Regions from separate parts of the Mus musculus genome. Here all the other regions are linked to region 1. A link is a loop called in an ENCODE intact Hi-C map of the cell type or tissue named here. Cell type or tissue: left cerebral cortex. All regions are shown on one strand. Each heading gives the region's core, and the rest is flanking DNA. Links, peaks and the distances in the headings are about the cores only.

Region 1 (11,100 bases), core at 2,456-7,455:
ATGCACTTTTCCGGTGCAGAAGGAGTTGCTTGAAGCTGTGGGAGTAGGCTCTTGCTCACGTCTGGGAGAACCAGGGGCAATGCTTATCTGGCTTTCTTCTTTTCTCCTTTTTATTTAGTTTGGGGTCACATCTCAGAGGATGGTGTCCTTCACCTTCAGTGTCTGTCTTCCCTCCCAAGGTAACCACTAGAAAAGCACCCAAAAAACATGCCTGTTTTTTTTTAAAGGTGATTCCATATCTAGTCAAGTTGGCAATTCAGATTAACTGTCACAGTAACTGCTAAAGTCACTAGAGAAGACAGTTTTAATATCTTAGCCTTCAGAAGAGCAGGCCAAGAGGTATTGGAAACTGAGCACAGGATAGAGGCTCCAGAGAGTCCTCAAGTATGTGTGTGCACAGGTGAGTACTCGTGGGAATAGCTGAGGAGACCACAGGGACCCCAAAGAAGAGTCTTGGGGTTAGTGAAGGACAGCACCAGACATGGGGAGGGGGTTGTGAAACAAATCACCTTTACCAGTTACAGGGAAGGACCTCTAAAGGGGAAGGGTTCATGCTGGAGTGTGGATTTCCTCTAAGCTGGTAAACAGCTCAGGGCAAATTGTCTACAGGGTCACCAAAGCACAGGGTACAAATAAGCCTGAACTACATTGACATTTATATGGGATAGCTATCTGGAACCTTAACTTCCAGAGTCAGAAAGGGAGGGTTAAAGTCTCAGAAAGGCCAAACTCCAGCACTCAAGATCTCCTTTTCTCTTCAGCAGTGTTAACTGCTCTTAGAGATTATTCTGGTGGTCCCTGGGGCTCTGGGGACAATCTCAGGATATGTTCCATGGCCTGCTTTATGAGAGAAACAGTTAAATCTCCCAAAGCTGGCAATCCAGGTTCTTCATGGCTTCCAGATGGCTTTTCCCCACTCCCTGTCCTTAATGCAACAGAGAAGATCTCCAAGAAGGTGCCTGACAAATCCTTGTGAGTCAGGTCACCTCGTGGTTTTAAGAGCAGTCTCCCTTCTGGGAACAGAGGGAACTGTGTCTGTCTACATGGCTGGTCTGTCTTTCATTTCACTCATTCATTTTATGAATGGTACTAAGCCATCCTATGCACCAAGAATGGAGGGACTCCAAAACCTTAAAGTTTATAATATATATACATATATATGTAAAATCATTTATTCTATCTATCTATCTATCTATCTATCTATCTATCTATCTATCTATCTATCCACCCACCCAGATCTGTTGCAACATGGTGGACCTATTTTGTAAAGTCCTCATTGACTGAGTCCATTCTTCATTATTCCTTAGAAGACAGCTACCTATGTTTCATTCTGGGGCTCCTCAGTAGGGAGCCTATTCTTAGATTCTCAGAGGAGGCGGAGGCCTATGGATGAGACTCCAGGCCTGCACCTCCTGGCCCCGTGGTTCCCTGACCCCACATTACACCAGCTATGAAAGGTGGGGGGCGTTTTTCTGATCTGTCACTGCTGTCGATAAGGAGAGGAAGTGCCCACCCATCCTTGTACGTCCTGCATCTCCTCTACCTGTCTTGCCTCAGTACCAGACATGGCCAACAGTTGACTCAAGCTTCTTCAACTTGAACACAGATTTCTCCCACCATGTGTGCGCCATACCCGATGCCTCCTTCTTAGCAGAGCAAATCTTAGAGCTAACAAGTGCTAGTTGGGACGAGGCTGGGCAGACCAGATACTAACATAAGGGTTCATTTCAATTAAGTAGAGAAAACCCCCATCAAATCCTTTGAGCTCAGACTTACCTCCATAGTTCACATGTAGAAGGTATAGCAACGAGGACAAAATTAGTGTATGAAAGTTAATTTATTTGTTTTGTTTTGTTTTGTTTTTGTTTTTAAACAAATGAATCTATGGAGTATTTCCTGTGTTGTTTCCTGTTGGTTGAAATCTGTTGAGTGTAAGAGACTGAAATAAGGAGTGCTCACTCATCGTTTTCACACTGCAATCTCCTGGAAGATTGCCCTTTGCACAATCATTTGGGGAGAAGAGCAAAAAGATTCATTCTGCCACTCAAACACCCTCTGCTCAGAAAGAAGAGTATCCTTTGCCTAAGCTTTCAACCGAATGTCAACAATCTCCTTTCTTTGTTATGCAGGGTTTTTTGTTTTCCACACCAGTGATTACCAACCACACCATAGGTTTTTCTCCCCCAGAATGTAAAATTCTTGAAGGGCTTGGTGTGTTTTATTTACTGCCAAATCCCCAGAACAAAGAACTATGGCTAACACGCGGCAGGTGTTCAACAGACATTTGGCAAGTGAGCAACAGCTCATTATTTCATAAATAAGTCAGGCTTCTCTAGGAAGGGCCCCTAAGGCACTTCTCTTATCAGAGTGCTGGCGTGTTCCTTGGGCTGCCCACAAAACTTCCATGGTTTTGTGTCCACACTGCAGAAATGTTGCATAGTTTTGCCTTGAGCATGTCAGCGTGTAGGGAGGCTCACAGGATCTATGTCCACATTTAGGTAAGAAAGCAATAGCCTAACTTCTTAAAGCAAGTATATCCTGATACTTGTCTTAAACCTATTACAAAACTTAATTTAATTCATTATTCCTCTACCAACTTAAAACATAGCACTCTATTTATTATTTGACCATTTCATGCTTATATATGAATATATGTCTATTACTCTTCTAAGTCCTTCTAGAACTCTCCAACATGCCAACCTCCCAACTTTACACCCTATCCTTTTTATTGCTATTTTTTATCACCGACTGAGTTCAGTTAGTGCTGTCCATTGGAGAATGACAGCCTACCAGGGTCCATAGCAAAGCTGACCCTCCCACCTCCAGCAGCCATTAAATAGTTCCTCAGCATGTGTGGGACCTTGTGAGTTCCTCCCTCATTCAAGTTGGAGGGTTTTTTTTCTATTAGATATTTTCTTTATTTACATTTCAAATGTTATCCCTTTTCCTAGTCTCCCCTCTGAAAACCCCCTATTTTACCCCCCCCCCCCCCCACTAACCCACCTACTCCCCCTTCCCTGTCCTGACATTCCCCTACACTGGGGCATTGAGCCTTCTCAGGACCTAGGGCCTCTCCTCTCATTGATGTCCAACAAGGCCATCCTATGCTACATATGAGGCTGGATCCATGTGTACTCTTTGGTAGGTGGTTTAGTCCCAGGGAGCTCTGGGGGTACTGGTAAGTTCATATTGTTGTTCCTCCTATGGGGCTGCAAACCCCTTTAGCTCCTTGGGTCCTTTCTCTAGTTCTTCCATTGAGGACCCTGTGCTCAGTCCAGTGGTTGGCTGAGATCATCCACCTCTGTTGTCAGGCACTGGCAGAGCCCCTCAGGAGACATCAATATCAGGCTCCTATCATCAAGCACTTGTTGGCATCCACAATAGTGTCTGGGTTTGGTGACTGTATATGGGATGGATCCCCAGGTGGGGCAGTCTCTGGATGGTCTCTGCAGCTGGAATTCTGATTGGCTTCATTTTGTGCAGGTCAGGCAACCATAGCTTCTACAAGTTCATGAGCACAATGGGCACATCATATAGACAGCACTTTACTCCATGCCTTGGGCCTTACATTCTTCTTGCCTCCTCTTCCATGCTGTTCCCTGAGCCTCAGGAGGAGACTGCTACAGATACTCCAGTTAGGGCTAAGCATTCAATCACTTATTCTTTACACTTGGGAAGTTTTGAGTACGCATTAACCTCTGCCGGCTGCAAAAAGAAGCTTCTTTGACAAAAGCCTTGAAGAACATAGCACCATACTCCATTTGACTTTCCTTGAGTCCATGCCAGCTTCGTTATAACCCCCAGCCTCTCCAGCACATTGGTGATGCTTTCTGAACGGCACGATCCTCAACAGAAGTCTTTAAGCTTGCATGTTTCCTAACCAATTCTGCTTGCACATGAAACAAGAATATCATTTATGGTTCATAGGTAGGGGATACGCTGAATAAGTGGACCCCTTGGAAGAAAGGGATACAGGAAGCCCTCCATCTAGCCCTGTATACCTATGGTGGGCCATAGGCAGACCAGTGAGAGGCTAAAGGCAGAAGATGACCCGGGGCAGAAGGCTCAGCATATGAAAGGTTAAATTAGGTGTGCAAAGGAAGGGAGAAGAGGAGAGGGATTAGGTGCAGAAAAAACAGAGAGAGTGGGTGGTAGAAAGAAACAGTGGGAAGATTTGAACCCCATAAAGCCAAATGTTCTAAATGATGTTGGCTTGACACATGCATATATTACCATGCACTAAACAGTGAGGTGTTAGTTCGCATATGGCTGTCATTGAATCTGCACAGTATTTAAAATCATCATTACTTCTTTATTTTATCAAGGCCTGGGACCTCAGGTCATGTTATCTGAGGCCACAGAGGAAATAACTGGAGGCATTTAAATAAATGCCTGTCTAGATTAAGCCCATGTTGTAAGGAGGTTAGCATAAATTCATAGGGCTGGCAGATAACCAAGGAGAAAACATCCCAGAATACTACCTAGCTACAGGAAGCTGTTCCCTCTTTCTAGGGTACAAAGAACAATAGCTTGTTTAGAAATGGGATTTTGAAAGAAGCAAGATTTTAAATGCTGCAACTTTACTGTGGCATTAGAGTTTTGTTGGAGCATTAGTCATACAACGTGTTAAAAATACTGGAGTAAGAGTCTCAGTGTGGCCTGAAAATGATTGAAAGACTTTAAATAAGGGCCAAATGGGGACAAGTCAAGAGAGGAGAGGAGGGAATGCAAGTGTGTGTGTGTGTGTGTGTGTGTGTGTGTGTGTGAGAGAGAGAGAGAAAGAGAGAGAGAGAGAGAGAGAGAGAGAGAGAGAGAGAGAGAGAGAGAGAGAGACAGAGAGAGAAGTGGTGGAGGAGGGATGGGTTGTGTGATAAACTCAGTCTTAGCTAAGTCTGTCTCCATGGCTAGAAGATGAACAGATATTTGTAGCAGGCAGAACAACTCTCCACCCACTCCTGTATCCCACCCAGAATGCATCTGAATAGGACTGTTTGTCCATCTTTGGTCTCTTTCCCAGAAGAAATTGGAGTAATCTTTCTTAAACATAAATTCCATTATGTATCTCATAAGCCCCGCTTGTCTTGTCTTGCCCACCTCCCAACACCACATCTCAGGCCCCAGCACTAATTATTCTGCTCGCAAGAGCCAAGGCTCTCCCTACTTCAGGGATTTCGTGTATTCTCTTCTCTTTTCAGAGAATACACTTTTAGAAGCCGTTCAACTATTTCCCCAAGTACACTCCCTTTAGGGACATTTCCTGTCATGACTGTGCTCTTCAATTATATTCACCAGGGTTTTTGTTTGTTTGTTTGTTTGCTTTGTTTTTGTTTTTTCATTTTCCTCTGGGTACCTCCATCCCTCACTCATGAGTCTTGGGAGTGCAGGAACTGTATCTGTTTGCTCTGTCCAGCACTGAGGGATGCACTCTCATATTTGATAAATACTTGCTAACCCTTTCTTACAGTGTTCAGGATGGCACACTGCTTATGCAGTGTGGACTTCAGCTAAGAAAAAAAGAAAAGCTCCATTCGGGCTGGTTTGATGAGGTCTCTGCAGTCAGAAGAATGGTCAGAGTCAGAGTAAAAAGCAGTATTGGCAGGAAGTGTTTTATGAGGTGTTAGTGGCTTGGGCATAATTCTGAAATGGAGGGATATACATGGAGGGAAATTAGCATATTCCATTTGCCATTGAAAGCTCCGTTAAATTGAGGTAAAGGGACCTTAAGAATCGAGTCAGTCTCCCTTGGATACTCAGGCTGTCTAAAGGCTAAAGGCTAAGGCGCTGTGCATTGGACTGATGGAGGTGGCCCCAGGGGACCTTGTTAATGGAGAATAGGAAGGTGATCCCTGGCGTTGGTGACAGATGGGAGGCTGATGTCAAGGCAAGGGCACCAACAGAAACTGGTGCTTGTGTTTGACTTTGAAGGTTTGACTATCTGGTCTGTGGGTGTCTTAGTAGACAAGACACATTCTCCCCCCTACAATCCTCTAGTCTGTTACACAAGCTTTGACTTGTGAAAGCAGAGTTGTAGGAACCAAGGAGCACAATGAGATAGACCTTGCTCGCCTGTCTTTTCTTCTGAACCATCACAATAGTAGCATCTCCCTATGTTTAGGAGATGGCCTGGAGTCCAGCAGAGAGGGGGTGTCTGTGGGTCTGTGAGGGAGTGGCAGGTAGACCAACGTTCAGATTGGAGATGCTGCAGTTGGTAGTGATGTAGAGAAGAGTTCTCTTCTCAGGTATACATGAGCCATGCTTACTGCCTTATTCCTGGGGCTTGTGGAGAAAAAAAGTGTCCTGGCTTCTCTCTCTTCCTCCCCTGCCTCCTCTCCTTCTTTCTCCCCCTTCTCCTCCTTGGCACCTGGAGCCCCCTGTGAGTTTTAGATGCTTGATTTGGTAGGAACTTGTAAAATTTCTAAGCACCCTTGTGATGTCAGTCTTCTCATTAGGCCAATCTGAGAATCAATCACTGCCAACGGGGGTGGGGGTGGGGGTGGTCCCTACAACCATGAGGAGAGGATGGCATCTGGTTATACATTGTTGATCCTTCTTTAGATCAGTGGTGATATGGATAAAAGTATGTCCACACATTCCACAGATACACTGTATAAAACATACATGCACATGCCTGTGTTTGCCATGTGTATGTGAGTGCCTGAAGGGGCTAGAAGATAGCATTTAATCCCCTGGAGCTGGGGTTGTGATCCATCCAACGCTGGTGCTGGGACTTGAATTTTGATCCTCTGGAAATCAGTATGTTCTCTCATCCACCGTGCCATTTCTCCAACCCCCATGGGCATTTAATATATGGATATTATGTAGCTATAGATTCTATAGATATACTTAGAACTCTTAGGCAAAGTGTCTTCTCTAGGAGACTAAATTGCTGAACAAAATAGGAAGCCAGGCTTTCAACAGACTCCACTTCTTTATTTGTATACCTGTATTCCAGTCTCTCTGAACATTTCCACAAGACAGATTCCTCCCAAGTTCTACAATGCTTAGTGGCGATGCCTCTTTTCCACCGGTGAGTTCTGCTACTAATTGCTCCGCCTATCTCCAGGCACAAGAATCGATGTGGCTAGTTAGGCAGCGCACCTGCAGAGAGGCAAGTGAGTTTGACTTCGGTAGTTTTGCTGTCTAAAGTCTTTGAATCTATTCCAGGAGAAAAGAATATGAAGTTACCTCTGCAGGACGGGACCTGACGAGGTTGACTTGTCATTCGGGATGTTTGTCCTTTTATTTGTTAGAATCTCTTTACCCAAAGAACCAAAATGATCAGAAGAGCATAAGTGACATTGCAGATGCTTCTGAATTCCTGATAGCTGTCCCACAACGTTTCCCTGAAAACCTGTGCACGCATCCACGTGTCTGTGCACACACCGCGTGTACGTATTTACACGCATCCATGTGCCCACAGAGAGAATGTGCACTCAGAGAATGGCAGTTTGCACCCAAACTGCAGAACCTCTCCAGTCCAAGATTTTAATATGTATTAAGTCACACGTTACATGACAGCTGACACAAGATTTTTCACTACACGTTGTAGGGCAGCATCTGCACTGGTCTGATGGTGTCTGTAGATACTTTGGAAATGTAAGTAGCTAAGTGTGTCCCGATCTGACTGAGGAGAAAAAAGAAGGAAGCAGCCTTTGATAGTCTTGACCACTTTAAACCCTCAGCGTGTCTAGGATGTCAGGCAGGGCCTGGAAAATGTTTCACTCTTTCTCCCATTCCAGTCCCCAGGGTGTCCTGACTGCACAACCTATCCGCTGGGTGTGTTTATGTGTGGGAGTTACAGTGTTTGAGATTATCACATTTTGTGAGCAGGGAATAACTACTTTGCCTAAGAAAGACCTGTATGTTGGCTCGGCGGCACTCAGGTTACCCAGCTCAGAGTTCAGTCTGTGGACCATTTATTTTACACATTGATTTTAAATTCGTATCCATACAAGCTGTCATTGGCTCTGATCAATTCCCTGCACAGCCTTGTGCTCACAGCTGTGCCTCATCTCATGGACACCCGTGGGTGGCCTCAGGATAGCAGCGCCCAGTGTCTGCAGCTACCCAATTGCAATGTCTGCAGTTTTAGCATAAACTCACCGCTTAGAAAACCAGAGCATTATGTCAACATGAACAAGTCATCAGAGACAGGCCCCGTGTGTGGAGGATGACACGACTATTAGCGACATTGTCCCTAAGGATCGAGAAATCACATGAGCACACACTGACACCTTAGAGGCCATGTTATTGTGCAGCAAAGCTTTAAAGGATGGAAATGAAGGAGCACACGAGTGCTAGGAATATCACTGTATAAAATGCAACTCAACGAATATGTCTTTATATTTAATTCCCACTGGATGGAAACCATAGTGAGGAAATTAAAATGAATTGGGCCTCTTCTGGGCTTCACTTAGTAATAGCAACAGTGACCGTCACAAAGGATTCCATAGCCGGAGAGCAATCTGGCTGCAACACAAGCCAGGAGGAAACCCAGGAGCAGAAAGCAGGGCCAACTGCCTCATGACACACTTTCCTTGTGTCGCCAAAGCTTTCCACGCCCCTGGAACAGTCCTCATCATGCGTGACATTTGCTAAGGTGAAATTAAATAAAAACATTTAGCCAATTTTAACCTCCCTTTGGAAATGTTATATGTTAAATATAATTTCTCTCTCTCTTTTCCCTCTCCTTCTCCCTCTCCCTCCCCCCCCCCCCCCCCCCCCCGTCTCTGCTTTATCTTTTAAATACAGAAAATATCTTCTAAACAGTCTCTACTTGGCTTTCCAGTTTCTGCTCGTCTCCAGTGCCCGGTCTTTTGTAAGAGAGTCAGGGTGGAAGTGTCTCTTCCCAGTCTCCCCTGTAGTCTGAGTCCGTGGTGCCCAACACAGTGCTGAGCAGGCTTCAGGTGACCCATGAACTTTGTGTGGAATCCCATGCCTCAAAGTTTACCTGCATTTCCACCAGCATGGCTCCTCTCTTCACAAAAGAAGCATATACTCAGGAGAAAAGAAATTTAAAAACGAAGGAGGAAAACAGGTCTGCCCTGATGCTCATTTCTTTCATGAAGCAATACCTCCAGTACGGAGAAACCAAAGCCATTCTCATTTGGAATATTTCCTTCAGGATGAGAGGTTTGAAAACGTCGACCTCTGAGAGGAGATACTACACACCTCTAGGTTGGTGAAAGAACTCCCAGCGTCACTAGGATACTCCGGGTACGAGGAGCTGGAAGAGATGATGTTCTTCAGCCTCTGAAGAGCAATGATCAGCAGCAGAAGCAGGAAAGCCAGGAGGCTGAGGAATATGGAGACATAGATGTAGACGTTGGACAGGTGGCCCGAGGACGAGTCCACCGACGTGGACAGCGATGTGGGAAACAGCTCCAGGAAAGTTCCATTCTCCACACTTCCGGCAAATCCAGATGATGAGTCAGCCTCCGACATCTCTACGAAGAGGGGAGGTGTGAGCAGGCACGCTCAAACGTTGGTCCGCGTCCAGTCCGTGTTCGCGTCCGCGTCCGGAGTCCGCGGTTCACACAGGGCTTAAGAGTGGCGAAACTGACATTGCTCGATCATGACAGCAGCAGCAGCAGCAATCACAGGCTAGGATGTCAGCACAACAAACCGTCTTGGTTTTTAAACAAAGGCAGCAACAGCAGGGATCACTTGTCCACGGAGACTGCAGAAACAATAACACACACAGCTCAGTGCAAGGAAATAACACATCTGTAATCTCATTTTTAGTTTTTCTTTCAGGGAGGCTTAATTATGAAACCCACCAGGGAAGGAATAGAATGAAACAATTCCCCAAGAAACAAACAATATTTATGTCCTTTCAGCATAAATGAGATATAAAAACAAGCTTCGATTTTCCCTTTCCAGAATTGTACGTGCCAGGTTTCTCCAAGGAACTCAAGAGAAAAGAGAAAGAAAGAATGTACATCTGTTGTGCCCCATTGTGCTTCTGGTGGACACGCCAAGTGGATGCTCTGAGGTGGAAACCAGATTTCAGGTCCAGAAGCCCCTCCTCCACAAGAATCAACCCCACCCCCAACCAACACGGGACCTAGCGTGTGCCTTTTGTCTAATGTTTTGATTTATTGATAAAATTTCATCAGCATGCAATCGTGGGCCATTCTCGTGTGTTTCTTCTTTAAGGGTAATTCATATACTTATTATATTGAGTATTTTTGTATACACGTAGCTTAGAAGGGGTTGGCTTCCCTCCAAATGGTGGAGAAGATACAGGGTTTACTCTGGCACAAGAGTTCTGTCTGAGACTCAAATTACTCATTATTCCTTACATATCTACCCAAACCATGACTTTCAGAAAAAAAAAAAAAGGAATTTTCAGTATCATGGTGGTTACATTCCTAGCAGTTGATTGAAAGTCTGAAGGGGACTGGAATCCCTAAAGTGAATTAGTACATAAGGAGTATGCTAGCTTCATTAGCGTGTAAGCAAACAGGCACAGCATTTCCTTAAGTATATTTCTGTTGGAGGTTACCACAGAGATCCACAAACTGCTCAAAATTCAGAGAATAAGAGACCAGGGGGTGCATAGTCACGGTTGCCACTTCTATAGTTAAACCCCTGAGCCGAAGGCCCAGGAACATTGCAGAAACAGAAAGATTGTGAGAAAGAGGCAGAGGACAAGGGTGTCCGCTGAGGCGCTGTCTTCTGTATATGGCAGGGAAACTGCACACAGGAAAGTTACACAGTGACAACACCAACTGATTCGCTAATGTGGGTGGGGAAATCTCATAAGACCACAACCCAAGATGAAGAGATACAGGGGACCCAGGGCTGCTGAGACAGAGGAACGAGTCTTATCCATAGATGAGTTTCCTGAGCTACCCAATACCAAATATTCATCCCTAAACACATGTACATAAGAGAGACGCCCAATGGCCACACTTACTTCTGTGGCCAGGACTGATGATACCCAGAAAGGAGACACCTCATGGAGGTCCCTGTCTCTGTCAGAGGTTTTACACAGAGCAATGAGTCTTGGTGAGCACCTCACAGTGGGCCAGGAACTATGTCTTATGAGTTCCAAAAATAAATAGACGTCACTCTGCTTTGCCTGGTGATTTTAAT
Region 2 (9,933 bases), core at 4,616-9,615, 59 kb before region 1:
GAAAACAGAAAGATGGATTTCATTTCTTTTTCATTTTTTCTTTTCTTCCTCTTCTTTTTTTTTTTTTCTTCAAGACAGGGTTTCTCTGTGTAGTCCTGGCTGTCCTGGAACTCAGACTGTAGACCAGGCTGGCCTCGAACTCAGAAATCCACCTGCCTCTGCCTCCCAAGTGCTGGGATTGAAGGCATGCACCACCACTGCCCAGTTGGATTTCATTTCTTGATCCTTCCACTAAACCTGTGTTTTTTGATGGGGGAGTTGAAGCAATACATACTTAAAGCTATTGAAAGATGTGTGTTGATCACTGCCATTCTGTTAATAACTTTGTCAGGTGGTCAGAGGTTGTTTTAGTCAGGGTTTCTATTCCTGCACAAACATCATGACCTAGAAGCAAGTTGGGGACGAAAGGGTTTATTCAGCTTACATTTCCACATTGCTGTTCATTTCAGTGTTTCATCACTGAAAGAAGTCAGGACTGGAACTCAAGCAGGTCAGGGAGCAGGAGCTGATGCAGAGGCCATGGAGGGATGTTCTTTACTGGCTTGCTTCTCCTGGCTTGCTCAGCCTGCTCTCTTATAGAACCCAAGACTACCAGCCCAGAGATGGTTCCACCCACAAGGGGCCTTTCCCCCTAGATCACTAATTGAGAAAATGCCTTAAACAGTTGTATCTCATGGAGGCATTTCCTCAACTGAAGCTCCTTTCTCTGTGATAACTCCAGCTGTGTCAAGTTGACACAAAACTAGCCAGTACAGAGGTCTTGACATTTTCAGACTAAAGTTTATCCCAAGGAACCAAAGGATATCATATCAGAAGTTGGTTACAATATCCCCTTGAAATATAAACTTGAACATACTCTTTCTCTATTAGCTAGACTTGACTGAGGAAGGGGCCTTCCAGAATGGTATTTTGCTAGGAATGTGGTGTCTTTGGGGCACCATTATGGTTTAGAGCATCTAATCCTTTCCATTCTTGTGCTCTGGATATGATAGAGAAAGAATGCAGTGTGGAGATGACCACAGCCACCATTCCATACACTTTTGGAGAAGCAGTGTCCCCATTGGTGCCTGCATAAATCCTTGATTTGGAGGAAAGGAATCCAGGCTTCAGGTCCCTGCTCCATGTCTGTTTGCCAGATGGCATCCTGACACCAACTCTTGCAAAGGTCACACATAACCTTCAATTTTCACAGCCAATGGCCTGTTCTCATGTTTACCACCCTCCGTCTGTAGCCCTGGGAAATGGAAGGGAGATCTCACAGGCAGGGCTCCTTCGACTTCTAGACTCTTCATGGTAAACTGCTTACTGAGTTGCCGTCCTCCCTTCTCTTTGGCCAGCAAGACTGGCTCTCTTACCTGCACACGATCCATCCAACTCTAGATCCTTCAAAAATGTTATCAAGCACAGACCTTCATCTGCAGTCACCAAAATTGGAATCTTTAGGCTCTGTTTCTGAGCTGGGTAGCTTTCAGACAAGCAAACTGAAATCTTGCACACCATAACAGGTTCTCTCCAACTCCTACTCTGTCTTCATTCACCACCAACAGCCTTCTTATAGTGCGCTCTCTGTCTTCTGTGCTGCAATCCTGTCTTCTCATTCATGTCCCTCAGGTTCCTGCTTTGTGTTCTGACCCTGTAAATCCACCAGCACTGATCTTGCTGACGTAACTAGTAATTTCCAACTCCCAAATGCAGTGGGTATGTTTCAGGCTAGCTTCATTTAACATCATTCTCTGGTTATGGACAGTTCTCTTCTGTCTGACAACCTAGCACTGAAACCAATGTAGTTATTTTCTACTTTGTAGAGGGTATTGTTTGCAAATGTTCAGAAACCTGTTGTTTCTTCTTTGCCAGCCCTCTCTTGCCCCAGAAATATTTCACAATGACCTGGTTGTTTCTGTATGTTAGGGCTACTTAGTTCTGTTTTGTTTGGGTCTTGCGATAATGTCTTAACTGCAAAGCTCAGATTGTCTCCCAACTTGAGATCTCCCTGCCTGCTCTCCACAAGACTTGGGATTATAGGTGTGCATCAGTATGCCCAATCTTTGGCCTTTTTATACATCACACACTCTAAGAATAAATTAGAAAGAATTAGAGACAATCTTGTGTTCTATGGAAAACACCTTGTTATACTTTCTCAGTATTAAAAAGTTTCTTCAACACAGAGTTAATTGAAGTCTCACTTAATGATTTTACAAGGACTCAGCAAAACTGGAAAAAAAAAAAAAACCAAACCAAGCCCAAAGGTAGCTATGTTCACTTCCTATGGATGCTAGAACAAGTTAACATGCAAACATAGCAGCTTAATATGACATAAATTTGTTATCACACAGTTTTAAAAGCCCAACATGTCAAACCACAATGGCCACAAGACTAGATTTCCCCATCCTCTAGTGGCAGCCACACTCCCCTGGGCTCAAAGCCCCAGCACTCCAATCTCTGCCATTAGTCTTTTCCTTCTTTCATCCTTTCCTACACTCTTTCAGCCTCTCTCCTATAAGGACACACATGACTGCATTCACAGTGGTCCTGGATAAATTAGGATTACCTCATCCCCAAACCATTGATTTTATCACATCTATAAAGTTAAGAAAAGGGGGAGACAGAGTAGATGACAGTCAGTTTTCATGGCTGACGGTGTGGGCTGGGTCTATGTTTCAGCCTACCGTGGTGTCCTTAAATGCATCCTAAGAGCTGTGAGTGACGGTTTTTCATGAGGAGTACTTGGATTTGCTTCGTGACTGCGAATGTTCATCAATGCATATACAAGGTAAAGATTATGCAGTACCTTACTGCCCACTGCTTTGTTGCTGAGCCAAACTGTGACATAGAGGATGTAGTTCAGAAGCAATCTTCTTCTTCTTTTTTTTTTTTTTGAAATAAAAAAAATTTATTCTTTTCTTAGGAACCTCCCTACTTGTGTGCCTTTGCATATGACAGGGAAGTGGTATCAAATACAAGTTTAGTATAAAGCACTAGATGAGCCCAAGAAAATTCTCCAAGAAGATATATCTTCGTGGATAACATAAGAAGATATATCTCATCATGCACTCTTTAGGTTTTCAAGGTAGATGGGAGGAGTGGGATTGTAATGGGTCCTAGGAATTAGGACTCCTATAGGATATGTGAAAACAGTCAGTCCTAAGAGTCCTGGTCCTAGGTTCCAAGAAAAGGCAAAATCTACACGTGCAGACTTCTTGGCTTTCTGCTTTCCACAAGTCAAAAAACCTCTGTGGATGAGGTAGACATAATGACACCCCTCTCTTCCCAGTTCTGGTCCAAACTGTTAAAACAAAATACACACACGCACACACATGTGCATGCACATGCACGCATGTAATTATTTTTCTTCATGAAGTTAAGCATCTGGCTCAGTGCCAGGCATCACAGGCTGGGGTCCCTTTTAGGTGCCGTCTTGTATTAATCACTTTTCAGTTGCTGTGATAAAACACCATGACTGGAAATGATTCAAGGAAGGAAGGGTTCATTTTTCCTTCAAGATTTCAGAGGGATAGAGCGCATCACGATGGGAAAGCATGGCAGCAGGCAGCCGGAGCCTGGAGCTGGGCGATCAGATTTCCATCCATCCATACACAGGAAGCAGGCGTCAGTGATACAGCCCTTCAGGTTGTATGTGGGAAGTTCAGCATCAGCCCTTGTTCTTGGAGAGAACACAAGATGGAGCCTGCTGTGATGCAGGAAGGATCATATGTCAGGGGCAACTAGTTAATTTACATAGATCAATTTTCCAGTTCCTAAATCCCAAACCTGGATATTTGCTCAGCTTCCAAGTGCTGCTTCCTAAGTCATGTAAGTGTACGGCGCTCTACCACAACTGGGTATTCTTTGGAATAAATCCCACACACACACCTTAAAATAATCCCTGTAAAATCAAAATAAAACAGCTTTGCACTGATAGGAATTCTCACGTATGAGAAGGGAATTTAATAGTAAAAGAATGAATTTGTGAGGAATGAGTCACCAGTGGGAGGAGGGATGATATGTGTAGATTTTCAGACTGAAGGATGTTTATATGTCTAATAGTGTTAAAAATAAATGTGCAGATTTCTCCTTGCCACAAATGGGTGTGGTTTAGTCTGTTCCTTGGAGACTTAAATGGGTTTGCTAAATGATCTGTGGTGGTTTGAATACACTTGGCTTTGGGATCTTTGCTATTAGGAGGTGTGGCCTTGTTGGAGTAGGTGTGGCCTTGTTGGAGGAAGTGTGTTACTGTGGGGGTGGGCATTGAGACCCTCCTCTTAGGTTCCTGGAAGACAGTCTTCTGTTTGTCTTCTGAACAAGATGTAGAACTCTCAGCTCCTCCAGCGCCATGCCTGTCTAGACACTGTCATGCTTCCCACCATGATGATAATGGACTGAGCCAACAGAACCAGTAAGCCAGCCCCAGTTAGATGTTGTCTTTCATAAGAGTTGCCTTGGTTGTGATATCTCTTCCTCCCTCCCTCCCTTCCTTCCTTCCTTCCTCCCTCCCTCCCTCCCTCCCTCCCTCCCTCCCTCCCTCCCTCCCTCCCTTTCTTCCTTTCTTCCATTTGTATAATACTGCAGTGCAGGAGATACATGAGGGATGGAATGTGCAGTCTGAAGGACAGCGGCGTTGGAATGCAGGCATCAGGAACTGAGATCAGGGTTGGGCGACCCCACACAGGGCAGAGGGTCTAGAGGAGGCTACCCTGGCCCTTCTCTCTGGCCAGGGTCTCCTGAAGGTAAGATTAAAAAGGCCTTACCAGGGACACGCCAATATGTTCTACAGGTTTTAAATGGAAAGATTGGAGAGTCTGGTGCCAGTTCAGGGATGTGCCAGGTTTATAAGTCAAAAGTCAAATTTTGTGTCCAATTCTCATCATCTGTAAAGTATTTTAAGCAGTCTACGGGATTTAAATTTTTAAATTTGTTTTGAAACAGGAACTCTCTGAAGTCCTGGCATACCTGGATCCCCCATGTAGATCAGGCTGGCCTCATGCTCATAGATCTCCATTTGCCTGTCTCTGTGTCTCAAGTGCTGGGCTTAAAGTCATGCACCAACACTCCTGGTTTTAAAAGGATGGATGGATTGTTAACTGCTATAGTTGGTGGTATGAACCTGGAAGAGTCGAGCCTAAAAATGAGGCAGACTAAAATCTTTTTTTTTTTTAAAGATTTATTTATTTTATATGAATACAGAGACACACCAGAAGAGGGCATCGGATCAAATTTCAGATGGTTGTGAGCCACTATGTCATTCCTGGGAACTGAACTCAGTACCTCTGGAAGAGTAGTCAGCGCTCTTAACCTCTGAGCCATCTCTCTAGCCCCAAACTAAAATCTTATGCAGTGGCCAACTTTAATCAGGGCATCACACAATTTATATTCTGAGGATGTTCTGAAGGTTAGGCAAGGTCATATGAGTTTAGGCTGTATGCAGTCCCAAGGGCAACCAGTTCTTGGGAGTGTTTTTGAATAGCAAAAGCAAGCAGCAATGTGGAACTTGATACAAACCCATTCCTATTTACATGAGAGGCATGAACAGTATACTCCAAGACCACATCCGTGTTATAGAGGAATACAAGACTCTCATTTGCTTGGATCAAAGATCTCGAACAGCTTCATTTGTGGACCGTGCTCTGAGAGTGGACTGCAGGTCTCCTGGTTCAGGTGGAGCAGTGAGCTCCCCTTCAGGAGCTTGGAGCTTGGTGGAAAAGCTTCTAAGCTTTAGCTTCTTAAGTCACTCCTACTTCCTAACTGCATATTTTGTTAGCAGTGTATGTGAATGTGGTTGTTAGTAGTATAACATGATTTGTAATTCCCCCTAAGTCTATTTGTGGTTAACACATAATAATTGCACATGGGTCCACATCAGGGTGATACTTCAGTAAGCTCACGGAGCTCTTCCAGCCTCGCTTTACCCACCTTCCCCACTGCACTTTAACCGCCAGTAGCCAGGGTTCTATCCTTTGGATTACATTTGTTTTTAAAACTTCCACACAGGAAAAAAAATCAATGCCCCCCCAAACCTATTTTACTTAATATAATATCCTCTACCTAGGTTCTTACATAAGGCAAGATTCCATCTTTCTCTGAGGCTGAATACTATTCAACTGTGCATATGTACCACACTTTATCATTCATCATCATTGAGCGCCTACGTGGAGTCCAGATCTTAGCTATAATAGCAGTGCCCCATAAATATGGACATGCACCTATCTCTTCGATATACCAATTTCTGTTTTTAGCAGAAGTCCGGAAATGGTATTGTGATGGTTTGTATGTAGTTGGCCCAGAGAGTGGCACTATTAGGAAGTGTGGCCTTGTTGGAGTAGGTGTGCCACTGTGGATGTGGGCTTTAAGACCCTGTCCTAGCTGCCTGGAAGCTAGTCTTCTCCTAGTAGATTTCCATGAAGATGTAGAACTCTCAGCTCCTCCTGTACCATGCAGCCTGGATACTACCATGTTCCTGCCTTGATGATATTGGACTGAACCTCTGAACCTGTAAGCCAGCCCCAATTAAATGCTGTCCTTATGAGTTGCCTTGGTTATGGTATCTGTTCACAGCAATAAAACCCTAACTAAGACACACACACACACACACGTATATTATATAACATATATAATATAGTAGATCTCATTTTAGTTTCTGGAAGAGCCTCCATATGATTTTCTATAATAACTCTACTAATTTGTATTCCTAGTAACAGTGTATAGGAATTCCTTCCTCACATCCTCACCAGCATTTCACATTCATTATAATTCCTGAGGGGCAGAATTCGATAACAATTGGCTAGCATATCAGCTTCTGCTGCAGAGAGTACAAGCCATCTGTCACAGTCAGGGAAAGCTCCAGCAAGCATTTGTAGATGTAGGGGGTGGGGGTGGTGCTTCATTATTCTGAGAACAACCTGGTATCTCCAGGAGGGACTCATTTCCACATGAACCCACCCACCACTGATAGAAAAGACTGGCTGGAGAGATGGCTCAGTGGTTAACAGCATTGGCTCCTCTTGCAGAAGGCCTGTGTTTAATTCCCAGAACTCACATGATAGATAATAACCACCTGTCACTCCAGCTCCAGAGGATCCGGCACTCTCTTCTAGTCTCTGCAGATACCTCCCACATGTGGTGCACAGACACACAAGCTGGCAAAGCACCATGCACATAAAATAAATAAACTATTTTAACAGTGACTATCAAGAATAAGTAACCATGACGAAAGAAGTAGAGAAGCTGCTGCGTTCATCTTTGTCTCTCTCTGAGCCCCGTATTTGCTTAACTGATGATCGAATCAATGGCAATGTGTTTGAGTGACCTGCTAAGGACAAAACTAGCCTTAGCTCTGCAGAAACCAAGGGCAATACTAAGTTTCTTTTTTGAAAAGTATCTTATTTATAATTATGTGCATGTGGAAGAGGCGTTTGCATATGAGTGTAGTTCCCTGTATGTCGGAGGTGTGGGATATCGGGAGCTGGAGTTACAGATGCTTGTGAACTACCCGATGTGGTGCTGAGAACTGAACTCAAATTCTATGCAAGAGCAGTTCAGGTTCTTCTTTTTTTTTGAAGGTTTATTTATTATTATATCTAAGTACCTCTAGCTGTCTTCAGACACCCCAGAAGAGGGCGATAGATCTCGTTACAGATGGCTGTGAGCCACCATGTGGTTGCTGGGATTTGAACTCATGCACTTCAGAAGAGCAGTCAGTGCTTTTAACCGCTGAGCCATCTCTCCAGCCCGCAGTTCATGTTCTTAGCTGCTAAGCCATCTCTCAGGCCCAATAATGACCTTCTACCAATCACGCTACTCAGAGCTGGAGGTGTGGAACGATTTATTTAAAAAAAATGATCCTGAACAGAACACCAATGGCTTGTGCTGTAAGATCAGAATTGACAAATAGGACCTCATGAAATTGCAAAGCTTCTGTAAGGCAAAGGACACTGTCAATAAGACAAAAAGGCAACCAACAGTTTGAGAAAAGATCTTTACCAACCCTACATCCTACATTAGAGGGCTAATATCTAATATATACAAAGAACTCAAGAAGTTAGACTCCAGAGAAACAATTAACTCTATTAAAACGGGGTACAGAGCTACACAAAGAATTCTCAACTAAGGAATATTAAGTGTCTGAGAGCACCTAAAAAAAATGTTCAACATCCTTAATCATCAGGGAAATGGGAATCAAAACAACCCTCACACCAGTCAGAATGGCTAAGATCAAAAATTCAGGTGACAGCAGATGCTGGCGAGGATGTGGAGAAAGAGGAACACTCTTCCATTGCTGGTGGGATTGCAAGATTATACAACTACTCTGGAAATCAGTCTGGCGTTTCCTCAGAAAATTGCACATAGTATTACCGGAAGATCCAGCAATACCTCTCCTGGAACATCCAGAAGATGTTCCAACCGGTAAGAAGGACACATGCTCCACTATGTTCATAGCAGCCTTATTTATAATAGCCAGAAGCTGGAAAGAACCCAGATGTCCCTCAACAGAGGAATGGATACAGAAAATGTGGTACGTTTACACAATGGAGTACTACTCAGCTATTAAAAACAATGAATTTATGAAATTCTTGGGCAAATGGATGGATCTGGAGGATATCATCCTGAGTGAGGTAACCCAATCACAAAAGAACACACATGATATGCACTCACTGATAAGTGGATATTAGCCCAGAAGCTCGGAATACCCAAGTTACAGTTCACAAACAACATGAAACTCAAGAAGAAGGAAGACCAAAGTGTGGATACTTTGATCCTTCTTCGAAGGGGGAACAAAATACCCATGGAAGGAGTTATAGAGACAAAGTGTGGAACAGAGATTGAAGGAATGACCATTCAGAGACTGCCCCATAAATCACCCATACAACCCATCCCATATATAATCACTAAACACAGACACTATTGTGGATGCCAACAAGTGCTTGCTGACAGGAACCTGATATAGCTGTCTCCTGAGAGGCTCTGCCAGTGTCTGACAAATACAGAAGTGGATGCTCACAGCCATCCATTGGACTGAGCACAGGGTCCCCAATGAAGGAGCTAGAGAGGGTACCCAAGGAGCTGAAGGGGTTTGTAGCCCTATAGGAGGAACAACAATATGAACTAACCAGTACCCCTAGAACTCCCTGGGACTAAACCACCAACCAAAGATAACGCTTGGTAGGGACTCATGGCTCCAGCTGCATATGTAGCAGAGGATGGACTAGTTGGTCATCAATGGGAGCAGAGGCCCTTGGTCCTGTGAAGGCTCTATGCCCCAGTGTAGGGGAATGCCTGGGTCAGGAAGCGGGAGTGGGTAGGTTGGTGAGCAGGGGGAGGGAGAGGGGATAGGGGAACAGGGTCTTTGGAGGGGAAACTAGGAAAGGGGATAACATTTGAAATGTAAATAAAGAAATTATCTAATAAAAATGAATACTAATAACATTTCTTTTTTTTAGGCTATAAATACTATCTGTGTTTCCTTATTTGCTGAGGTAAAAATGTAACTACATTTGTTTCTGGAAAAGTTCATAATTATATCAAAGGACTTAGTTATTGATGTTCCTCTATCTATCCAGGAATCTAAGAAAACAAAAACCCAAAGAAGCTAAAGTATGTTGCCAAAATGGAGGACTATGCCTATATAATGAATCTCTACAGTGTAATCTACCTACAACATAGCTCTCTCTGTGGATGGTTGTTATTCAGTTTAGGGAATAATGCGGAAGAAAAAGTCCATCTGTACACACACAGATCTCATAGTTTCCAGAATATTTTCTACCCGAGATTGGTTGAATCTGTCAAGGTGGAGCCCAGTAACACAGATGATGGACTGTGTGTGGAATGATCTTTTTGGCTTGGTGTTTAGCAGTACATCTACTTTGGGCTCAATATTATGATATATGTTTGACATGGAAAATGGAATCATATAGAGTTTTAGGGTCTTATTTAATGTCTGAA
Region 3 (10,474 bases), core at 163-5,162, 53 kb before region 1:
TATACCAAAGAGACATTACGATGTTGGAGTCCTAGCAAGCAGAGTAACATTTTATAAGTAAAATGCAACAGGGGGCTTGGGAGAGGGCTCAGTGGTTAAGAGCACTGGCTGCTCTTGCAGAACACCTAGGTTTGATTCCCAGCACTTACCTGGTGGCTCACAGTCTTCTGTAACTCCAATTTCAGGGTTCTGGTGACCTCTTATGATCTCCATGAGCACCAGGCATGTTCATGGTATGTGTACATACATACAGGGGTAACAGCTAAACACATAAACTTTTAAAATCTAAAAAAATTAAAATGTTATAATATTAAGATTGTATTACAGTAATGCCATCTCTTTTTTTCTTCTTAAGGAAGTGTCTTAGTCAGGGCTTCTATTCCTGCACAAACATCATGACCAAGAAGCAAATTGGGGAGGAAAGGGTTTATTCAGCTTACACTTTTCACATTGCTGTTCATCACCAAAGGATGTCAGGACTGGAACTCAAGCAGGTCAGGAAGCAGGAGCTGATGCAGAGGCCATGGAGGGATGTTCTTTACTGGCTTGCTTCCCCTGGCTTGCTCAGCCTGCTCTCTTATAGAACCAAGACTACCAGCCCAGAGATGGTCCCACCTACAAAGGGCCTTTCCCCCTTGATCACTAATTGAGAAAATGCCTTACAGTTGTATCTCATGGAGGCATTTCCTCAACTGAAGCTCCTTTCTCTGTGATAACTCCAGCTGTGTCAAGTTGACACAAAACTAGCCAGTACAGGAAGGATTCCTTAACTTTCATATCTTGAGATTAATAGCATCCTTGCTTTAAGGATGAACCAAAGCAGTTCTTTACAATTAGGCTCTGGATTGTGGCTCAGCTGCTGTGAACTTGACACAAGGACAGAAAACATCCAAGCACAAGATCCATGTGAGGAAAATCTTGTGCTCTAGAGACTATCTTCCTGGTGTTTCCCAAGGCTTAGTATCTGTGTTCTTCAGACCCTCCTTGCTTCCTCTTTGCTTCCTTCCTCGAGCGTTATTTGCATTTGTACTGGTCTAAAGACAGAAACAGTGATGCATCCAGCCTTCCTAGTGTTCAGATGTAAATCCATTGTTAATGTTGCAAAATGCTCATAATGTCAAAGTGGCATAAGAGCCAGTTTTACTATCCTGGCCAGTGTGTCACCACCTCACTGGGGAGCCCTGGTTCTGTTTGTTTGCATTGTCCCTAATAGAAACTCTGTGCTCCTTAAAGAGTGTGTCCCCACTCCTCCCCACCCCAGCTCTTGGAATCATCTTCTTTCTGTCTCATGAGCCTGACTGTTCTACATATTTCAGACAAGCGGATTCACACCACATTGGCCCTTCTGGGTCTGGCTTATCTCAGACTGATGCCAGTAAGGTTCAGTAATGTTATCGAGTCTTGGAGCTTTCTTCCCTTTTCAACTTGTACAATGCCCCACTCTCTGTCTGTGTACGAGTGCATTGTCTGTCAGACTGCCTGGGGATGGACACTTGGTCACTTCCTCAGTTTTGCTACAGTGAACAATGTTGCTGTGGACACTGATGTACAATACTCGGATCCTCTCATAGTTTGCTTTCAGCCCTAGAACTGATATGTCATTATATGCTCTGCCTGAAGTTTTGAGGAAGCATCATGCTGTCTTCTCCCTTGTGGCTTCACAGGGGTTCGAAGCAGTACATGAGGGCTGTACTTCCCACCTACATCATCACACATGCCTGTTATTAGCAGTTTATTTCTTTTAACTAACAGCCATCTTTCTGGTATGAAGTACCATCTCTGTATGGTTTTTGTGTGTGTGTGTTTCCATAGTGACTTGTGACATCATACATCTTTTTCATGGGTCGTTGACATCTTTGGAGCTGTGTTCATCTGAGTCCTTTGGATATTTTTTTAGCTGAGACTCTAGTTTTCTGTTGTACCATGAGTAACAGGGAGTTTTAAGTGGCATTTACCTCTTACTGGTTGTCTGACTTGCCAGTGTTCTTTACCATTCTCTAGGCTGTTTTTTCCTTCTGTTAATAGAGCCTAAATGCTTAGAATTTTTTAAAATTTAATTTTATTTGTCATTCATTTTTTACACTCCATATTCCATTCCCCGCCCCTCCCCATCCACCATCCGACTGCTCCACATACCACACCTCCTCCCCACCCAACCCCATCTCCACGTGGATGCCCACATCCCCCACCCCACCTGACCTCTAAACTCCCTGAGGCCTCCAGTCTTTTAAGGGTTAGGTGCTTCATTTCTGAATGAACACAGACCTGGAAGTCCTCTATTGTATGTGTGTTGGGGGCCTCATATCAGCTGGTGTTTAAATTTAATTTTGTTTATAATTCGTTTTTTACACTCCAAACAGACAGTTTATATATCCAAACAGACATATCAGCTGTCTGTTTGGTGGTCCAGTGTTTGAAAGACCTCAGGGTCCAGATTAATTGAGACTGCTGGTCCTCCTACAGGATCACCCTTCTCATCATCTTTCAGCCGTCCCTAATTCAACAACAGAGGTCAGCTGCTTTTGTCCATTGGTTGGGTGCAAATAACTGCATCTGACTCTTTCAGCTGCTTGTTGCGTCTTTCGGCATGCAGTCATGATAGATCCCTTTTTGTGAACATTCCACAACCTCAGTAGTAGTGTCAGGCCTTGAGACCTCCCCTTGAATTGGATCCCACTTTGGGCCTGTCGCTTGACCTTGTTTTCGTCAGGCTCCTTTCCATTACTATCCCTGTAATTCTTCCAGACAGGAACAATTATGGGCCAGAGTTGTGACTGTGGGATGGCAACCCCATCCCTCACGGGATGCCCTGTCTTACTGCTGGAGGTGGGCTCTATAATTTCCCTCTCCCTACTGCATCAAAGGTCCCTCCCTATGAGTCTTGGGAGTCTCTCACCTCCCAGGTCCCTGGTGCATTCTGGGGGAATCCCCCCAACCTCCTATTTCCTGAGGTTGCTTGTTTACATTCTTTCTACTGGCCTTCAGGGCTTCAGTCCTTTTCCCTCACCCAATACCAGATCAGGTTCCCCTTTACCCCCACCCCCCACTGTCCCCCTCCACATTCTCTCCAAAGTCCCTCCCTTCTTTCCTCCCTCCCTTCTTTCCTTCCTCCCTCCCTCCCTCCCTCCCTCCCTCCCTCCCTCCCTCCCTCCGTCCGTCCCTCCCTCCCCACTTGTGATTGCTTTCTTCTCTCTCCCAAGTGGGACTGAAGCATCCTCACTTGGGCACTTCAGCTTGTTGAGCCTTTTAAATTCTGTGGGCTGTATCTTGTGTATTCTGTATGGGCTTTTTCTTTTTCTTTTTTCTTTTTGTCTAATATCCACTTATTAATAAGCATATACCATGCATGTCCTTTTGGGTCTGAGTTACCTCACTTAGGATGATATTTTCTAGTTCCATCCATTTGCCTGCAAAAGTCAGGATGTCCTTCTTCTTAACAGCTGAGTAGTGTTCCATTGTGTAAATGAGCCACCTTTTCTGTATCCATTCTTCTGTCGTGGGAAATCTACGTTGCTTCCAGCTTCTGGCAATCACAATTAAGGCTGCTATGAAAATAGTGGAACATGTGCCCCTATGGCATGATGGGGCATCTTTTGGGTATATTCCCAAGAGTGGTGTAGCTGGATCTTCAGGTAGATCTACTTCCAATTTTCTGAGGAACCTCCAGACTGATTTCCAGAGTGGTTGTACCAGTTTACAATGCCACCAGCAATGGAGGAGTGTTTCTGTTTCTCCTAATCCTTTCTAACATGTGTTGTCACCTAAGGTTTTGATCTTAGCCATTCTGACTGGTGTAAGGTGGAATCTCAGGGTCGTTTTGATTTGCATTTCTCTGATCACTAAGGACTTTGAACATTTCTTTAGGTGTTTCTCAGCCATTCGAGATTCCTCAGTTGTGGATTCTTGGTTTAGTTCTATATCCCATTTTTTTTGATTGGGTTGTCTGTTTTTTTTTTTTTGTTGTTGTTTTGTTTTGTTTTTGGTGATACCTTCTCGAGTTCTTTATATAATTGGATATTAGCTTTCTATCGGATGTGGGATTAGTGAAGATTTTTTCCCAATCAGTAGGCTGCTGATTTGTCTTATCGATTATGTTCTTTGCCTTACAGAAGCTTTCCATTTTTATGAAGTCCCATTTATCCATTCTTGATCTTAGATTATGAGCCATTGGAGTTCTGTTTAAGAAATTTCCCCCTGTGCCAATGAGTTCAAGGCTCTTTCCCAATTTCTCTTCTATTAGATTCAGTGTATCTGGTTTTATGTTGAGGTCCTTGATCCACTTGGACTTGAGCTTTGCACAAGATGACAAATATGGGTCTATTTTTATTCTTCTACATACAGACAGCCAGTTAGACTAGCACCATTTATTGAAGATGCTTTCTTTTTTCATTGTATATTTTTGGTGTCTTTGTCAAAGATCAAGTGACAGTAAGTGTGTGCTTTTATTTCTGGGTCTTCAATTCTATTCCATTGATCAACATATCTGTCTCTATGCATGCCACACACCATGCAGTTTTTTTTTGTTTGTTTGTTGTTGTTTTTTTTTTTTTATCACTGTTGCTCTGTAGTAAAGCTTGAGGTCAGAGATGATGATTCCCCCAGCTGTTCTTTTGTTGTAAAGAATTGTTTTCGCTCTTCTGGTTTCTTTGCCTTTCCAGATCAATTTGAGAATTGCTCTTTCCATGTCTTTAAAGAATTGTATTGGGATTTTGATGGGGATTGCACTGAATCTATAGATTGCCTTTGGTAGGATGTCCATTTTTACTATGTTAATTCTGCCAATCCATGAGCATGAGAGATCTCTCCATTTTTTGAGATCTTCGATTTCTTTCTTGAGAGACTTGAAGTTATTGTTATACACGTCTTTCACTTGTTTGGTTAGAGTTACCTCAAGATATTTTATACTATTTGTGGCTTTTGTGAAGGGAGTTATTTCCCTAATTTCTTTCTCAGCCTGTTTAGAATTTTGCTGATGCCCAATTTATCTGTATTTTCTTTAGTTGTCTATGTTGTTTGTGTCATATTCAGCAAGTTGTTGTCAAATAGCTTTGCTGATGACTGACATACATTCTAAATTACAAACTTGAATTATAGATAAATATAGATAAATTCAAGTTCTAAGAGAATGCTTTTTTATGCATTATCATTGATTGAGTAAACCATGTTGGTTTTTTAGAAACCAGAACTTGATTTTAAGTTCTGGTTGTAAATTTTGTTTCTTTGCATAGTTTTATTGCCCATGGTGGTCACCCCTCAAGAGATCTTATGTCCAAGCCAAGGAAGCTCAAGTCTAAAGCAAGGAACGAAATGTCTAAAGTGGGTATGTCTGTGTTCAGTGCAAACATGTGCATGCCCAGTAAGAAGATAGTGGCACTCAGTGCAAGGATATATTTTCCCAATTTTAAGTTGCCTATGTCCAAGGCAAGACCACTTATGTCCTATAAAAAGATGCTTATGTACAATACAGTAGTGCTAGTTTCTAAGTCAAGGATGTCTATTGCCATGTCTGTGTGCGTCATAGGTCGTACCTATTACAGGTTAATTTTGGTCTTTAATTTCCACTTCATGGGTTATGCAAAAAATTTTTAGTGGAAGTTACTCACAGATATCCCTTATATCAAGGCAGTTAGTTATGTGTGCTAAGTCATCCAAATGGTCTGCATTTTATAATATTTTATAAATTGGTCCAAACTTTCTGAAATTCCACCAGTAAAAGATTTAAAAATAGACTTCAATTTTTTAATTTTTAATTCTAAAATTGTGAGAGAAGGGTCATTACAGGTGGCATGCTTCATTTTAAATTCCATGTTTGTACAGTGATGGAATTAATTCCAAATCCATCTTCCAAAATATTCTCCTCCATAGCTCATCTCTTTTAAGAAATGGCAATCTCTCATTCATTATTAATGTGGTAGCCTTATGCTGAAGGAAGAAATTAAAAGTATTTATGGCTGTTTTGAGTAATCTCTCATTTCCTGACAGCTTCTTGTCATCACAGACAGCAATTCTGGACTTGATGTTTTGTATAATAAAGAAGTACAATAATGCCTTTTTAGTAAGTTTTCTAGGTATTTTGCCAAAAGTAGCCCTCTGTATCATTCAAAAGTTAGGGCTATTTTCCATGCTATTTCAAGTAATGAAAAAGTCTATTATATTTCAGAGTTCTTGTTTTTGTGCAAAGTGGCAACATTTTTCAAAACTACTTCTAGCACTTAGCACATTCCTGGAACATGTCAATTGTGGATGCTGTAAAATAAAATTCATTTGTGGGGACGTCTCTTTGATTGTACCTCAAAATGTGTTTTATGACACTTAAATTAGCCTTTAAATTAAGAATATTATAAAAAATATAAATAGCTTACTAATTTTTTAAAGGTGCAACAGAAAAATGTCTTCTTTGTTGTGTTTTAGTTGTGCACAAAGTGAGTTACTTTTTACTTCCTAGAGCCCCACTAGGGTGGGGCTGTCACAGTGGTGCTCCTAGGACCCCCCTTTTCTTCTGTGTCTGTGCAGGAAACCTTCCTGTTCTGTACTCTGTATGGCTTCATCTGTGTTTTCAGAGAAGTTTCAGCTGCATTATGAACATTTAGCTTGTCTCTGTATAGTTTTATTTGAATTTCAATAGATTTATTTTCAACACAATTGGAAGGATATGTAGTTAACAGTTGCCCAATCATGTCTGACTTTGTTTTTCATCTTTCAGTATTAAGTTAGAAGACTCCAAAGACACTTTAGAATATTTTCATTAGTGTGATGAATTTTGTGAATACCAAGGATTGTGGGCTGGAGGCCAGCTAGGGCTTCAGAGACCTTGTCTCAAGCAAAACAAAACAAAACAAAACAAAACAAAACAAAACAACAACAATAAAACAAAAAAACTTGGATTTTCTGCAAGATAGATAGCCATCAAACAATGGGACTGGAATTGTCAGCAGGAACTGGAGCAGACATCAAAGAGATCTCCAGACAGGTAGAGTAACACAACGCAACTGTACCTTAGCCAAAAAGATCTACCAAACAGGAAGAGTAATCTCAGGGCACTGAGCAGCAAAAGCGATGGGTGGGAGGTGACTTAAGATCTTACCTTCTGGGTCTTTCCACGAGAAGTGCAGTCTGTTTTAGACACATGGACCATGTCCAAAGGTCACACAGGACAACTGCCTTGGCGCAGTCTATCGGAGGGTAGATGGAGCAGTTATCCATATGCAACCACATCTTGCTGTAATCTTTCACTGAACAAAATTTATGCAGAGTACTGACTCCTTCACACTTCTGCATCCCATCACCCAGCACATCCCGGAAAGCTAGATTCCATGCTGTGTCAAGTGGTATTTGCTCTGAGGCTGGGTAGGAAGAGAGGTCAGAGACACTAGGTGTAAGCCTCATGCAGCAGAATTGCATAGCTCATCTAGAATTGGTTATTGCAGCAAAGGCTGAGGCAGGAACTGACCAAGGTCCATGGTGAGGCTCAGAGAATCTGAGGCAGGGTGTTCCATTACCATAAGAGCAAGTAGCCATGCCATTTCTCTAAAGTACAAGTCCATGAACCACAGACACTGCTTCAAGGTGGTGACTAGTGATTTTATAAAACAGTTAAGTTCATGAAATAGCTCCAATCTCTGTACAGAGCTGGTCTAGATAGTTTCTCTTAACATCTATTCTGGTTTTCTCTCAGCACTAGCCAGTTTTGCCCAGTGTAGGCTGAGTTCCTGGTATGATGATGTGGAACTTTGAAAGGTGTGACTGCCCTGTACAGGATAAGTTATCATTTTCGAATTTTCCCATTGCTCTTATCTGTGGAGTGCTGGCAGACTTGGGGAGCCCACTGGGTTTCAAACGTTTTCTTCTATAAACCTATTCTGTGCTCTAAGACCAGTTTCTTAACTAACAGTAGATCACTTCCTCATATCTGAAAATATTGGCATGCAGTCCCAAAGCGGTCAGCTGATAGCCACAATTCTAAATTCAGGAACATTTTCTACACACTGATTTACAAGAACAAGGACCTCTAACTAAGGAGAACTGGCAGTCCCAGGGAGCAGACACAAAACTACAATAAGTAAGGTCTCTGTGCTTGATGGTGGGATGAAAGCATCTTCCTGTGGTTTGAGGCTCATATCAGCTGTTGATGTAGCTGACATATTACTTCTAGGAGACATCAATTAGGCTTGCAAGTTGCCACACCCATAGCTTAGCTTTGACTAGGCTAGTTATTATTTGATTTAGTTGTCTACTTCTAAATGCCACTGTACTGATAATACTGGCACCTTGTCATAAACTCATTTTTGCATTTTCTTTGCTAAAGGGACTTTAGGTGATAAGCATGGTGAAGGGGAAAGCATTCTATTCTGTAAGCCTTTAGCTAGTGGTGCTGAAAAGAGGCAGTGTAGAAGGAAAGGAAGCCATTACTATGGGTCAATGGTCAATGACCCCATAGAGTGTGCTCATGACCTTATATAACAAGCTTAACCCTAGGTATGTGTTCAGGTGATAGTGAAGAAGCAGATCTGTCTTGAGGCCCAGCCTCAGTCTCTGCTGTTGGTGCACTACAGCTGAAATGGCCTTGGTGGCAGGAAGCCTTGCCTTTAAGCCTGGTCTTCATTTCTGCTACCCTGGCAACTGTGTCCAGGGGTCCATGATACAAGCACCATACTGACCATGTTTTAGAAACACCCACCAGTGTGCTGTGATGAAGCAGCTATCTATTTCCAGCCACATAAAAGCAGATGCCAAGGCTACTGTGAACCAAGCTCGTCACTTGTTTTCTGTGAGTTAGTCAGTATAGTATCCGAGGCACGGATGCAATAGGAGGACTTGGCGTGGTGGTCAGGGCCAGTAGTTGTGCTATCTACTTGCCATTTTGGATCTTTTTTCAGCCCTATTTTGAATGAACCACTTTTACATGCAGTATATTGCATGTCTAATGGTGTGACTTGGTGATTGTTGGACATGCTGATCTGTTAAGAGGCCACACTTCCTACTGCCCTCAATGACTGAGCAGACACAAACAGGCCTATCCTTGGAAAGAACTCCTTCCACAGAAGAGTTAAGGTCAAAGACTCTGAATTGGTCCTGCCAAGCTTAACTTAGAACGATACTCATTCTAAGATGCTCCAACCCTCCCTTTCTTCTATCACCTTCATCTCTCTCCCTTCTTGCTTTTCTCCATCTCCTTTTCTTTTCTTCCTTCTCCCCTGCAGTAGGGATCATAACTGTCTAACACACCTTGTCCCATCTTGGAGCTTCCTGAAGAGGCTGATGCTTTCGTAGAACTGTAAAGTGGTGGTGCCAGAAGCTCCAGGTCTTGTGCTGAGACAAGGGAGCTCCAAGGGAAGGGATGGAGATGCTGGGTGTGGCTGTGCATGAGGCAGAACAAGTGACAGATGCAGAGCTGGGAAGAGTTGGAGAGGGTGCATAAGATATCCAGCATGGGAGAGGCTTCAGCAGTGGATTCTGTTTTCAAATTTGGACAGATAATTCTGGTAGAAATAAAATGAATGGGCTAGAACAGAACAAGGAGAACAGCGAGGGGGATGTTAGGACACCATGTTCCAGGTAATGGACCATGATTATCTCCACTGCAACTAACAGAAGGACTGGAAAGAAGGGGCCTCAGTGACCCTGAGGTTGGACATGAGGTACAAGCCAGAGACAAAGGGCATTCTTTGATTTTATAGATGAGACAGCAAAGAATTCAGGAGAAAATAGTTTTCTTTTCTGCCACATCAAGTTTGAGATGTTAGAAAATCCAAGAGAGCAGGGAGCAAGCATAAGCGCAGGGATAGCTGGGAACTCTTAACTGAAGAGGAAGCTGTAGGTAAGAATGAAGTTGTCACAGGTGCAGTGGCCTCAGGATGGATGCTGAGGTTCACTGAGCTCAGTGGGGGAACGGGTAAGAGGAGACAGAGGAAGAGAATGGAACAAGATGTAGCAGAACTGAATCCCGAGGCCCAGAGTTGTGGGAAGCCGCCCCCACATTCGCCGTCACAAGATGGCGCTGACATCCTGTGTTCTAAGTTGGTAAACAAATAATCTGCGCATGAGCCAAGGGTATTTACGACTACTTGTACTCTGTTTTTCCCGTGAACGTCAGCTCGGCCATGGGCTGCAGCCAATCAGGGAGTGATGCGTCCTAGGCAATTGTTGTTCTCTTTAAAGAGGAAAGGGGTTTCGTTTTCTCTCTCTCTTGCTTCGCTCTCTCTTGCTTCTTACACTCTGGCCCCATAAGATGTAAGCAATAAAGCTTTGCCGTAGAAGATTCTGGTTGTTGTGTTCTTCCTGGCCGGTCGTGAGAACGCGTCGAATAACAATTGGTGCCGAATTCCGGGACGAGAAAAAAACTCGGGACTGGCGCAGGGAAGATCCCTCATTCCGGAACCAGAACTGCGGATCACGTTTATAAAGGTTCCCGTAACACAGACTGTTGAGAAGGATTCAACTGCCGAATTCAGAACTCATCAGCTGGGGAACGACG

What was found. Peaks named below come from ENCODE experiments on the same cell type or tissue, not always from the same donor. Only the 100,000 strongest peaks of a DNase experiment are listed, where the experiment ranks them.
Region 2: it touches region 1 in a loop (2.5-fold over the local background); 3 of 42 quality-filtered maps call a loop at or near these places.
Region 3: it touches region 1 in a loop (2.6-fold over the local background); 3 of 42 quality-filtered maps call a loop at or near these places.

Annotation. Positions count from the first base shown.
Region 1 is chr3:54,890,159-54,901,258 of GRCm38, forward strand. Sertm1 (serine rich and transmembrane domain containing 1) reads right to left here. Exons shown (of 3, transcript NM_177854.4): 3 at 6,910-9,679. The coding sequence starts at 9,444. The coding sequence ends at 9,121. Among named protein-coding and RNA genes, the nearest start is that of Sertm1, 20 kb to the right of the region's middle. In left cerebral cortex, for the core only: no CTCF peak of the experiment used is centred there; DNase peaks (open chromatin) are centred at 4,381, 4,618 and 4,978.
Region 2 is chr3:54,828,689-54,838,621 of GRCm38, forward strand. No RefSeq gene overlaps it. Among named protein-coding and RNA genes, the nearest start is that of Rfxap, 26 kb to the left of the region's middle. In left cerebral cortex, for the core only: no CTCF peak of the experiment used is centred there; DNase peaks (open chromatin) are centred at 6,856 and 7,076.
Region 3 is chr3:54,839,223-54,849,696 of GRCm38, forward strand. No RefSeq gene overlaps it. Among named protein-coding and RNA genes, the nearest start is that of Rfxap, 37 kb to the left of the region's middle. In left cerebral cortex, for the core only: no CTCF peak of the experiment used is centred there; no DNase peak of the experiment used is centred there.